2 separate regions of the Homo sapiens genome follow, and region 2 is linked to region 1. Evidence: chromatin contacts called from ENCODE Hi-C or POLR2A ChIA-PET data. All regions are on one chromosome and are shown on one strand. The core of a region is the stretch at or near the end of the contact, and the rest is flanking DNA. Distances in the headings are between cores, read along the strand shown. Region 1 overlaps LPAR3 (lysophosphatidic acid receptor 3). Region 2 has its middle 22 kb from the start of BCL10.

What was found. Hi-C counts contacts between places; a loop is a spot of excess contacts on that map. ChIA-PET counts read pairs that join two places held with the same protein, here RNA polymerase II (POLR2A). Pooled maps may share reads with other maps.
Region 2: a loop to region 1 is called in a map with no recorded cell type, with 15 times the contacts of the local background. The contact joins two enhancer-like sites. A Hi-C loop is called at or near these places in 1 of 37 single-sample maps with no recorded cell type and 10 of 50 pooled maps. POLR2A ChIA-PET finds 5 or more read pairs at or near these places in 1 of 52 experiments (activated T-cell).

The regions. Positions count from the first base shown.
Region 1 is chr1:84,851,613-84,856,495 of GRCh38, forward strand. The region is part of intron 2 of LPAR3 (lysophosphatidic acid receptor 3); the gene reads right to left. Among named protein-coding and RNA genes, the nearest start is that of LPAR3, 39 kb to the right of the region's middle. RefSeq lists an enhancer at 2,811-3,060. Within about 2 kb of position 2,904, at least 6 of the 41 ENCODE cell types and tissues checked have a DNase peak (open chromatin) inside an H3K27ac peak, as active enhancers do.
Region 2 is chr1:85,296,537-85,301,348 of GRCh38, forward strand. No RefSeq gene overlaps it. Among named protein-coding and RNA genes, the nearest start is that of BCL10, 22 kb to the left of the region's middle. Within about 2 kb of position 1,580, at least 24 of the 41 ENCODE cell types and tissues checked have a DNase peak (open chromatin) inside an H3K27ac peak, as active enhancers do.

The DNA of each region.
Region 1 (4,883 bases), core at 1,654-4,153:
GAGAAAATATCATAGAGAAGGCAGACTCTTGAGTCGGATCTTGAAAGATGGACAGGAGTTTGCCATGCTACAGAAAACTTCGAGGAGCCTCAGGCAGTCACTGCACATGTGCAGGACAGTGAGAAGCTTGGCATGACAGAAGCAGGGGCTGTGTGAGGGGAGTGCATAGAAAAGGAGGCTGGGAACAGGACTGGGAAAGCAGCCTTGTAATCCCAACTAATTTGGGCTTTATCCAGTTTGGAAGAGTAGACAAGAAAAGATCAGAGCTAACTGTGCTTTTTAGGAAAATGCCTCAGCTGGTGGTGGGGGAAGGCCTGGAGCAAGAAAATGCTGGAGGAGGGAATCCAGACGGAGATGACCGTTAGCAACACACAGCAAGTCTTGGACTAAAGGCGTGTAGTAGGATCTGAGACACCACTGAAGTAGATTTGGTGACTAATTTTTTTTTTTTTTTTTTGAGTTGGAGTCTCGCTCTGTCACCAGGGTGGAATGCAGTGGTGCAATCCCAGCTCACTGCAACTTCTGCCTCCTGGGCCCAAGCGATTTTCCTGCCTCAGCCTCCCGGGCCCAAGCGATTTTCCTGCCTCAGCCTCCCGAGTAGTTGGGACTACAGGTGTGCACCACCACGCCTGGCTAATTTTTGTATTTTTAGTAGATGGGGTTTCACCATGTTGGCCAGGATGGTCTCGATCTCTTGACCTCGTGATCTGCCCTCCTCGGCCTCCCAAAGTGCTGGGATTACAGGCATGAGCCACTATACCCAGCCAATTTGGTGAATAATTTTAGATTTGGTGATTAATTGGTTATAGGTGGTGAGAGAGATGGTACTACCAAGACTTCCAGCTTGGAAGGCAAGGCAGATGAAACCCATTGCAGAGATCCTATTTAACAGGTAGAGCAGGTCTGCAGGGCAGCTGAAGCTTGTGGTGCCTCCAGGACATCCAGGTGTGCACGTGACAGCAGCTGGAAACAGAGATTGGGATCTCCTGAAAGGCTGAGGATGGAGAGGCTGCTTTGAGAGACGTTCACATGGAGGGGTTGGTTCAAGCTGCAGGAGTAAAATCACCTGGAAAGAACTTGGGGACCCAAAGGAGAAGGAACAAAGGGCATTTCAGAGATGGTCAGAAATGGGAGAGACTGGACAAGCAGCAGAGAAGGAACAGAAGGAGGAAGACACTATCAAAGGGAGCATGAAGCAAGCAGGCACATAACAGGAAGGTCAAGGTAGATCACTAAATCTGGCAACTAGGAAGACAATGGTGGCTTAATCAAACACAGTAGTATTAGAGTAGTATAGGAAGAAGCTAGCTTACTACGGTTTGAAGTATTAAGAAAAGAAAATAAACAAGAGTAAAAAAATCAGCGGGGCACACTGGCTCGTGCCTATAATCCCAGTACTTTGGGAGACTGAGGCAGAAGGATCGCTTGAGCTCAGGAGTTTGAGACCAGCCTGGGCAACATAGGGAGACCCCATCTCTAAATAAGAAAAGAAAAGAAAAAAAAAAAAAAACCAAGAACAAAAGTCTGGTAGTGAAGGGAGGGAGAGACAGAGCAGTAGTTAGAAGGGGAGTTAAGGTCAGGGCTTACATTTTTGAACGATCAAGCTCATAGGAAAGCAAGAATAAGGACAAGAGTAGGCTCGTGGATCCCCCAGCTCCTGGCTGGAAGGAATGAGCCCTAGTGAAAAGCTAGGATGGTAAGGATGTGACCTGTGCAGGTGGACTCAGATATGAAGGAAGGGAAATTAAGGGAGTTCATGCCAGATGAAGAAAGCAAAGATTGGGAGGTCAGCTGGGGAATGAGACAGGGCAAAGCTCAAAGACCTTGGGGAAAGTGGCAAGGCTTGATTAAGTGTTGCTCTTGCCTGACCCTGCCTCTGAATTTTAGTTCCCATGATGGATCCCTCTTCCTGCTTCTTCTCTCTCTGCCTCCTGCCAGATTTCCATAAGCTCACGCCCCACTGGCCTGCTTCTCTTCTCCTCCCCTGCAGCCCCGATGGGCCTTCTAGCTGCTGCTGACAAATGTGCCTTCCTACAACATCTACCATGATGGACCAGCTCTGCCTCTCTCTGGCATCTGAGCTACCTCCCATCCCCAGATCCTGGGGACTCTCCTATTGTCTCCTAAGTGATCTCTCCCTCTCCAACCCACCTCTCATCTTTCTAAAACCCTGCTTTGCATTTTGCAACTCCCACCTTCTCAACACTCAAGATCCTACATGGGCTCTTTCTTGCCAGATGAGGCAGTTCAGCTGTGGGCTGAAGACTGGCCACAGGCCTATTTAATTGGGCCTGCATGGTCTTTTAACAAAAAATGAAACTGATTGTCTTTACACAGGGCATGATCTGTCTAGTTAGCCACAGGCACCACCCCTCCCTATTTCCTTATATCCACTCCAGACCCAATTCATATACCCATGTTATCTGCCTAGTCTCTCTTAGATATCTGACAATGAAGTCCACAGGACCCTAGGATCCAAGGCCTTCCAGTCTCTGGCTCCCTTATGTCTCTCAAACCAGATTGTCATTACTATTCAAACTCCTTATTCCAGAAATCAGTCTGCCCAGTCTCCCCTTTCTACCCACGGCCCTGGCATGGCCTCCCTAGACATATGTATACCTGTCTCCCACCCTGCCTTTCCTCCTATCTGCAATGCCTTCCCCTTTCCTCTCCACCTGTTACACTGAAATCAGGCTTATATTCTACCTTCTCAAAGAGGCCTCCATGGACCATCCAAGCCCACAGCATTTTTTCAGCCTAGGCCCCCTCATTCAGCCCTTATGTATATTTCTTTGTGCCTTCAGTTATCTTTTTTGAGTACATTTCTCATTTCCTCAAATAAGCCTGGAAATAGGGTTCTCTATTAGTCACACACAGGAAAAGCCACACAGAACAGGTCTGCCTCCATGTCATCTATCTCTCATGTGACACAACCGTTGACTCATAAATCTTGGTCATTTCCTGACAACCATAAACCACTAGAGCAAGCACAGATTCACAGTGCCTTCAGGGTAGAGGCCATGTCTCATAGTTAGTACACTGCCTAAAACCTAGCAAGGTAGTCAATAAATGTTTATGATGAGAAAATATAAAATGCAGAAAAAAACATAAAGAATAAAATAGGTTCACCACTGAGCAGTAAATTCTCTGACTTGATGAAAACAACGCCTGTTGTGATTCACTGTCACTCAGGCATCCAAGGACAGGTATATTTTGCCAAGGCAAGAAGTTGGGACCCACTAGAAGAAGCAGGAACTAGAAGGTCCAGAGCTGCAGCCACAATGCTGCAGTAATTTACAAAGTGAACTTGGTCAAATCTCTCAACAGTATTGATTCTTTGAGGTAATGGGATCTTTCCGCCACATACTCTGCAGAGTTAACAACAATCTGGTGGTGAGGGAGAGCAGGTGGCTGGGCTGGAGGGACAACTGTCAGTGCAGGAGGGAAGATGACTCCTGCCAATAACTCTTGGTTCCCTTACCCCTTATCCCAGCTTCTGTGTTGATCCCTAGGTCCACGACAGGGCATAATTCCAGCAAACACCCTTTACTCCCAGTTCCCACCCAACATGTTTGCCATAGATACACAATGAACATAGTAGTCCCCAGCTGAAATTTTCGAAGTACAATGTTAACATGGAATTTGATAAAATTCTACCATTGGCCAGCACACACCATACTATTCCAGATGTTGAATTAGCCCAGTGATATGACGCCTGAGTCACAGACGATGACCACATTTCTCCTTTGGCAGAAATCAAAGCCCTAAGAGAGGGTGTTCCTGAGTTCTGGAACATGAAACCTTCCAGGAGGCTGGGTGTTGGCAGGAGGGTTGGATGTAGTTGGGTACTGGAACCTCTCCCTATACCTTCTTTTCAAAGAGGTCAAATTTGAGAAATGTTTCTCCACCTTGCACTCAGAAAATATTCAATAATTGTTTGTTTCAGCTTAAGAGGAAGGTTTCAGTTTTCTAAAAAGAAGAAAAGCCAGAAGTTCTGAAGAAGGGGGCATGAGAGGGGAATAAAAGAAGCTGAGTGCATTTGGTGTAATGGAACTGAAGGGGTCTGGACCAGAGGAAATGGAAGAAGTAAGAGGGCAGGGCAGTGGTTACATTGGAAACAAGAACACTGATTTGGGAAAAGCACTTCTAAACTGACTGCCAAGGGAGGTGTCTGAAACAGTGGCGTGGGGGGAAAAGAAAGAACCAAGAGCCAGACTTGAGGTAACAAATGGCTACATATGGCAGAGACAGAAGAAAGAAGACAGACTCCTGGAAATGTGGTGTTGGAAGAGGTGTCAAGATGGCATTTGAACAAGTGGGATGGAGTGCCATATGAGGGATTTTCTTTTTTAATTTGAAGCTGTCTTCCTTCCAGCATCAGACACTGAGGTCATCTCAGTCCCCACGTTCCCCGTCAGAACAGGAAGGGATGTGTCAAACAGCAGCGTAGGGGCAGCAACTGAGTGGCAACTGCATTTTTGCACCCACCGATTGACGGCCTGCCCTGAAAACAATGCCTCCCTCCCATAGGCCTCTGTAGCAATGCCATGAAGCACACAGGAAAATCATCTGTGACAAAGGTGCTCCTGGGACTAGCCATTTCAAGACAAAAGTACGAACACCCCCGGACTCAATGTACTGAGTACTGGTGCCTGGATGGCTTGACTCTGAAAAGAATCACCCTCCTTCTGATATGACTCTCTGCACAGCAACAAGAGAGCCCCTGTGTGCCAACAATCTGTTCATTTCACTCAGCATTTCTTAAGGCAAAGCTTTAACTGTTTTCTTTTTTTCTATTTTAACAGATATTTGATTACTAAGGCATGCAGGCAGTAAACATTGAAAGCAGGCTTCTGTGTTGCAGAAGCAACTACAAGGCCACA
Region 2 (4,812 bases), core at 330-2,829, 440 kb after region 1:
CCCGACCTCAGGTGATCCACCTGCCTCAGCCTCCCAAAGTGCTGGGATTACAGGCATAAGCCATCGTGCCCGGCCTTTTTTTTTTGGAGACTGAGTTTCACTCTTGTTGCCCAGGCTGCAGTGCAGTGGCATGATCTCAGCTCACTGCAACCTCCACCTCCTGGATTCAAGCGATTCTCCCGCCTCAGCCTCCCAAGTAGCTGGGATTACAGGCACCCAACACCATGCCCGGCTAATTTTGTATTTTTAGTAGAGATGGGGTTTCACCATGTTGGTCAGGCTCATCTCAAACTCCTGTTCTCAGGTGATCCACTGGCCTTGGTCTCCCAAAGTGCTGGGACTACAGGAGTGAGCCACTGCACCCAGCCTCAATTGACTCTTGTTAGGCACTTATCATGTGCTAGGCACTATTTAAGATCCTAAAACTATTGTACCTCATGGAGCTTACATCATAGTGGAGGGAGTCAGACAATAAATAAACATACAGTTAAATAATTTCAGATCACAAACAGCTATGAAGTAAATAAAACAGGAAAGTAAAATAGAGAATGACTGTGTGGTGGCTTCTTTAAGAAGGATGTCAGGAAAGGACATTCTGAGGGGGTGATGCTGAATGGACATAGGAATGAGAGAGAGAGGAGGAGCCGACCACAGAGAAACATGTAGGAGCAGCTTTCTAGAGGGAGTGCCAGCATATTCAAGGGTGCTGGAACCTGTCTCCCTTCTGGCCTCCCTTGCTTCTTTCTTTTCCTTTACCTTTTCTCAAATACTAACTGAGCTGGCACTAAGAGTCAGGAGCTAACTGAAATGGATCAAAAGAAGAATAGAACACAGGCCTTTTTTTCTCTTTTCTTTTTTTGAGATGAGGGCCCCACTATGTTGCCAAGGCTGGTTTTGAACACCTGGCCTCAAGTGATTGGCCTCTTGAGTAGCTCGGATTATAGGCGTGAGCCATCATAACTGGCTAGGACAGAGTTTTTGCCTTGGAGAAATTCACAGAGCAGGGAAGGAGAAAGACAAGTCATTAAAATATAGATGGTTGTACTTAGTAGAAGGAAGCATAAAGTGTTATTGGGAAGACCATGGAAGCATAGACTGCCTGCTGGGTTCTCCTAAACACCTGACCAGCAGCTGGGTCCTCAGAGGAGAAGGCTGAGTCTCTGAAGAATCAGAAAGCTCCATTTCTTTCCAATGTAATGCTCTCTACCTTAGGAGCCTTCAAAAATTCTGCAGAGTGGGGAGCTTCTTTGACCAATCCAGCAAAGCACACACACCAAACACTAATGGGAAAATGGAAAACTGGAATTGATTCAAGTCGCTGAGAAAACAGGAAAGGTGGCTTTTATTTGGAGGACCAGGATGCAGACATAAAATACACACACACACGCACACACACTCTCAGAGGACTGAAGGCAAAAGAAGGAGTTGGCAGTCATCCCTGGAAATGTGTAATCCAAGAACGAAAGTTTACAGAAAAGGAAGAAGCCTTACACAGGGTCACAGTGAACCCCTGGGGATTTATGTAAGTGACTTAGGGTTTAAAGCGAAACTGTGTGTTGACTTAATGGTATGACTCATTTAAATGGAACGGACTTTTAAAAACACATACACGAGGATTAGGTTTTCCATTTATTGTTGTGAGGCCATGTGATACTTAATGACACTGAGGTCCAAAGATACGGAAGCTGCCCATAGAATGCGTCTGTGTAAGAACAAAAGAGAAGCAGGTTGCATCCCTTAAACAGTTGAAAAGGAAATGCTAGGCTCCAGCCACAATACCCTGTGGGCCGTCAGACTAGAGCGGGTGATGAGTGGGTGCTGGATGCTAGGTAAACGGAAGAAGTGACTGCAGTGGTGGGAGGTGTGAATGCCAGCACATAGCTTTGGTTTGTGGTAAACACCAGACAGGGCATGGAAGAGCGTGTTTTAGTTATTCTGTCAGAACAGCATAGATTAGAGGGTGACCAGATGTTCCTCTTGAGGGAACTTGTCACTCTATAAACATTTTGCCCTGAGAAGACTTTGTGGGAGAGGAACAGTTCTTGGCTAGCACTGGTCCCTGTCAGAGTTCCTTCTGTACCTGGTGAATTTGGGAGGAAAAACTGGGAGCGTGGCTCAAAACCTTATGTCCTCCTCCTGGGAGCACTCATGTGCTGTGAGCACAGGCTCTGCTCAGCTCCTCCAGGTAGGCCCTGGCCAGGGTGGAAGCTTTCCCTGGCCCAGCACTCCCATGAAAGGGTTGCGCCTAAAACTCAGGTTCCATTTGCCAAGAGATACAAGCTGGGCCTTCCAACCTAAACTTTATCAATGGTGAATGTGATATTTTGGCCTCTAACCACTTGGTCTTTTATCTTATTCCTCAATAGGTTCAGAAATCAGGGTGGGAAGTGAAATCCTATTACTGAGACTCCAACAGCGTCCTGGGGAGCACCTCAAAGGGTCTTCCAGAGTTGTTGAAATTGGGGTTCAGCCAGAGGCCTGTGTACCTGCCAATCTGGAGAGACAAGTCTTGTATGTCAGGACAAAGGAAACACGTATGGTTTCTGATACAATCCCCACACCAAGAATTACAAGGGCAGACACACTGAATGCCAGGTGTTAATTTATAGTTGAGCCACTTCTCACCTGTGCAGAACTAGCTAGCATGCTCCAGGAGGAGGGTCACCACTCGGGAGAGTATGTCTCTATCCCAGTCATGCAGGGATGCCAGCTAGGTTCTCAAAATACCACTGATTGCCTTAGGGACTGGAATGTGCACAGCAACTAGAACCAAAACCCACCAAATAAACCAACCCAGCACTTTAACTGATGGCATCTAACACATATTTAATAGTTCTTGCTCTGAAAAATGAAACAATAAAGCATAACTTTCTATATAGCATTTTAGAGTTAAAGCACTTTTAGACACATCTACTTTGACCTACGTTACAACCTCAGAGTGTTACTGTGATTTCCATTTACATGAAAGGATGAAAAGAGGAAAAAGGATGGGAAAGAATAGAGGGGGATAGAGAGAGGAAGGCAGGAAGTGAGTTACATCTGGGGGGGCAGATGTCTGGGACCACCATGTGCACCTGTGTATCACAGGTATATGTACTGCACAATCATCTACGGTGGTCTCAGAGATATCTGCCAGGTCAGAAAGAGCATAGAATTGTCAGATTATTGCCGTTTATATCTCTAACCACATCAAATTCCAAAACAACTTATGCTACCGAGTGAGGCAACAATTCTGCCACTCAGCAAAGTCACATTGTCCAGGTCTCGTGTCCAGGTTTTGGGTCCTAAATGTCTTGCTGTGCCAGGACTGGGGCCTTTTCTAGGGTTTTCTGGGGCAGGCATGACCACAGCGGAAGAAAAGTTCTATTTCTTGAGCACCCCCAATGTACCACACCTGCACAGAATAGGAGCATGCATGTTATCCTCTGCAGTTCTCTTCATGACCCGTGTGGTAGGTCTATGGTAGCCTCATTTTATAAATAAAGAATTTGAGCCTCAAAGAGGCTAACTTTCCTACCCAATCCAACTCTGGGGTCAAATGACCTCTGAAATCTCTAGAAGGAACAGGACAAACATTAAGATGAATTAAAGGAGTTGGTGGATGGTCGCAGTGGCTCATGCCTGCCATCCCAGCAATTTGGGAGGTTGAGGTGAGAGGATTCCTTGAGGCCAGGAGTTCAAGACCAGCCTGGGCAATGTAGGAGGATACTGTCTATACAGAAAAAAAATTCACTGGGTGTGGTGGCATGTGCCTGTAGTCTCAGCTACTCCGAAGGCTGAGGTGGGAAGATCACTTGAGCCCAGGAGATTGAGACTGCAGGGAGCTGTAATCACACCACTGCACTCTAGCCTGGGTGACACAGCAAGACCTTATCTCTCTATAAAAAAAGAAAAAGGTAAAAAAAGAAAGGAGTTAGCAGCAAGAAAGGTGAATACTTACTGAAGACAAGGATGAAAGAGTGCCCCTGAGAAAAAGCCACCAAAAGGGGAGTGTCATCCGGGCTGGGAACCCAAAGCAAGCAATCACCCAGATCCTGAGAATGGGATCATTTTTTGCTTTTGTTGTAGTATGGGAAGTGTCCAGTTTTCACAGAATGCAGAATAAAATTACACTCATATATGAGTGTGGTATTTTCTGAGGCAGATTAGCTGAGATAAATCACTTTTTAATTTATCTAAACCTCTACTTTTTACCTTGGGAATTAAAAAAATACACAGAACTAGAAAAATATAACGGAACCCCATGTGCCAATTATTTGCCTCAATAGTGATCAGCATTTGCCACTCTCTCATCATGTGTCTCTCCACATATTTTTTCCCTGGATTATTTTAAACAAATCCCTGTTATCATATCACTTTTACTGTAAATACTTCACTATATATTTCTATGAGAAAAAGATATTTTTAATATAATCATAATGCCATGATCACACTAACGCAAATAACAATAATTTCTTAGTATCATTCAATATCCTATCTATATTAAAATTTGCTATACATGTCTTTTTATAATTGGTTTATTTGAACCAAGATCCAGACAAGGCTTGTACATTGCATTTATGGTTATGTCTCATGTGGAACTTTCCACCTATACCCATTGAATATTTATTGGGCATTGCTAAAACCATTGACCTCAAGACAATCTGGGGTCAAGGGGCTGTGACCTACTCAAGCTAACCAGAATACTACACTGGAGAATCAGACACCTGCAGAGGTTAAGAAGGATGATCAATAGAAAATAATGGATTGTTAAAAATCTAAATATTGCACCCAAACTACTTACTAACTACAAATGGAAAGATAGTTATGTTT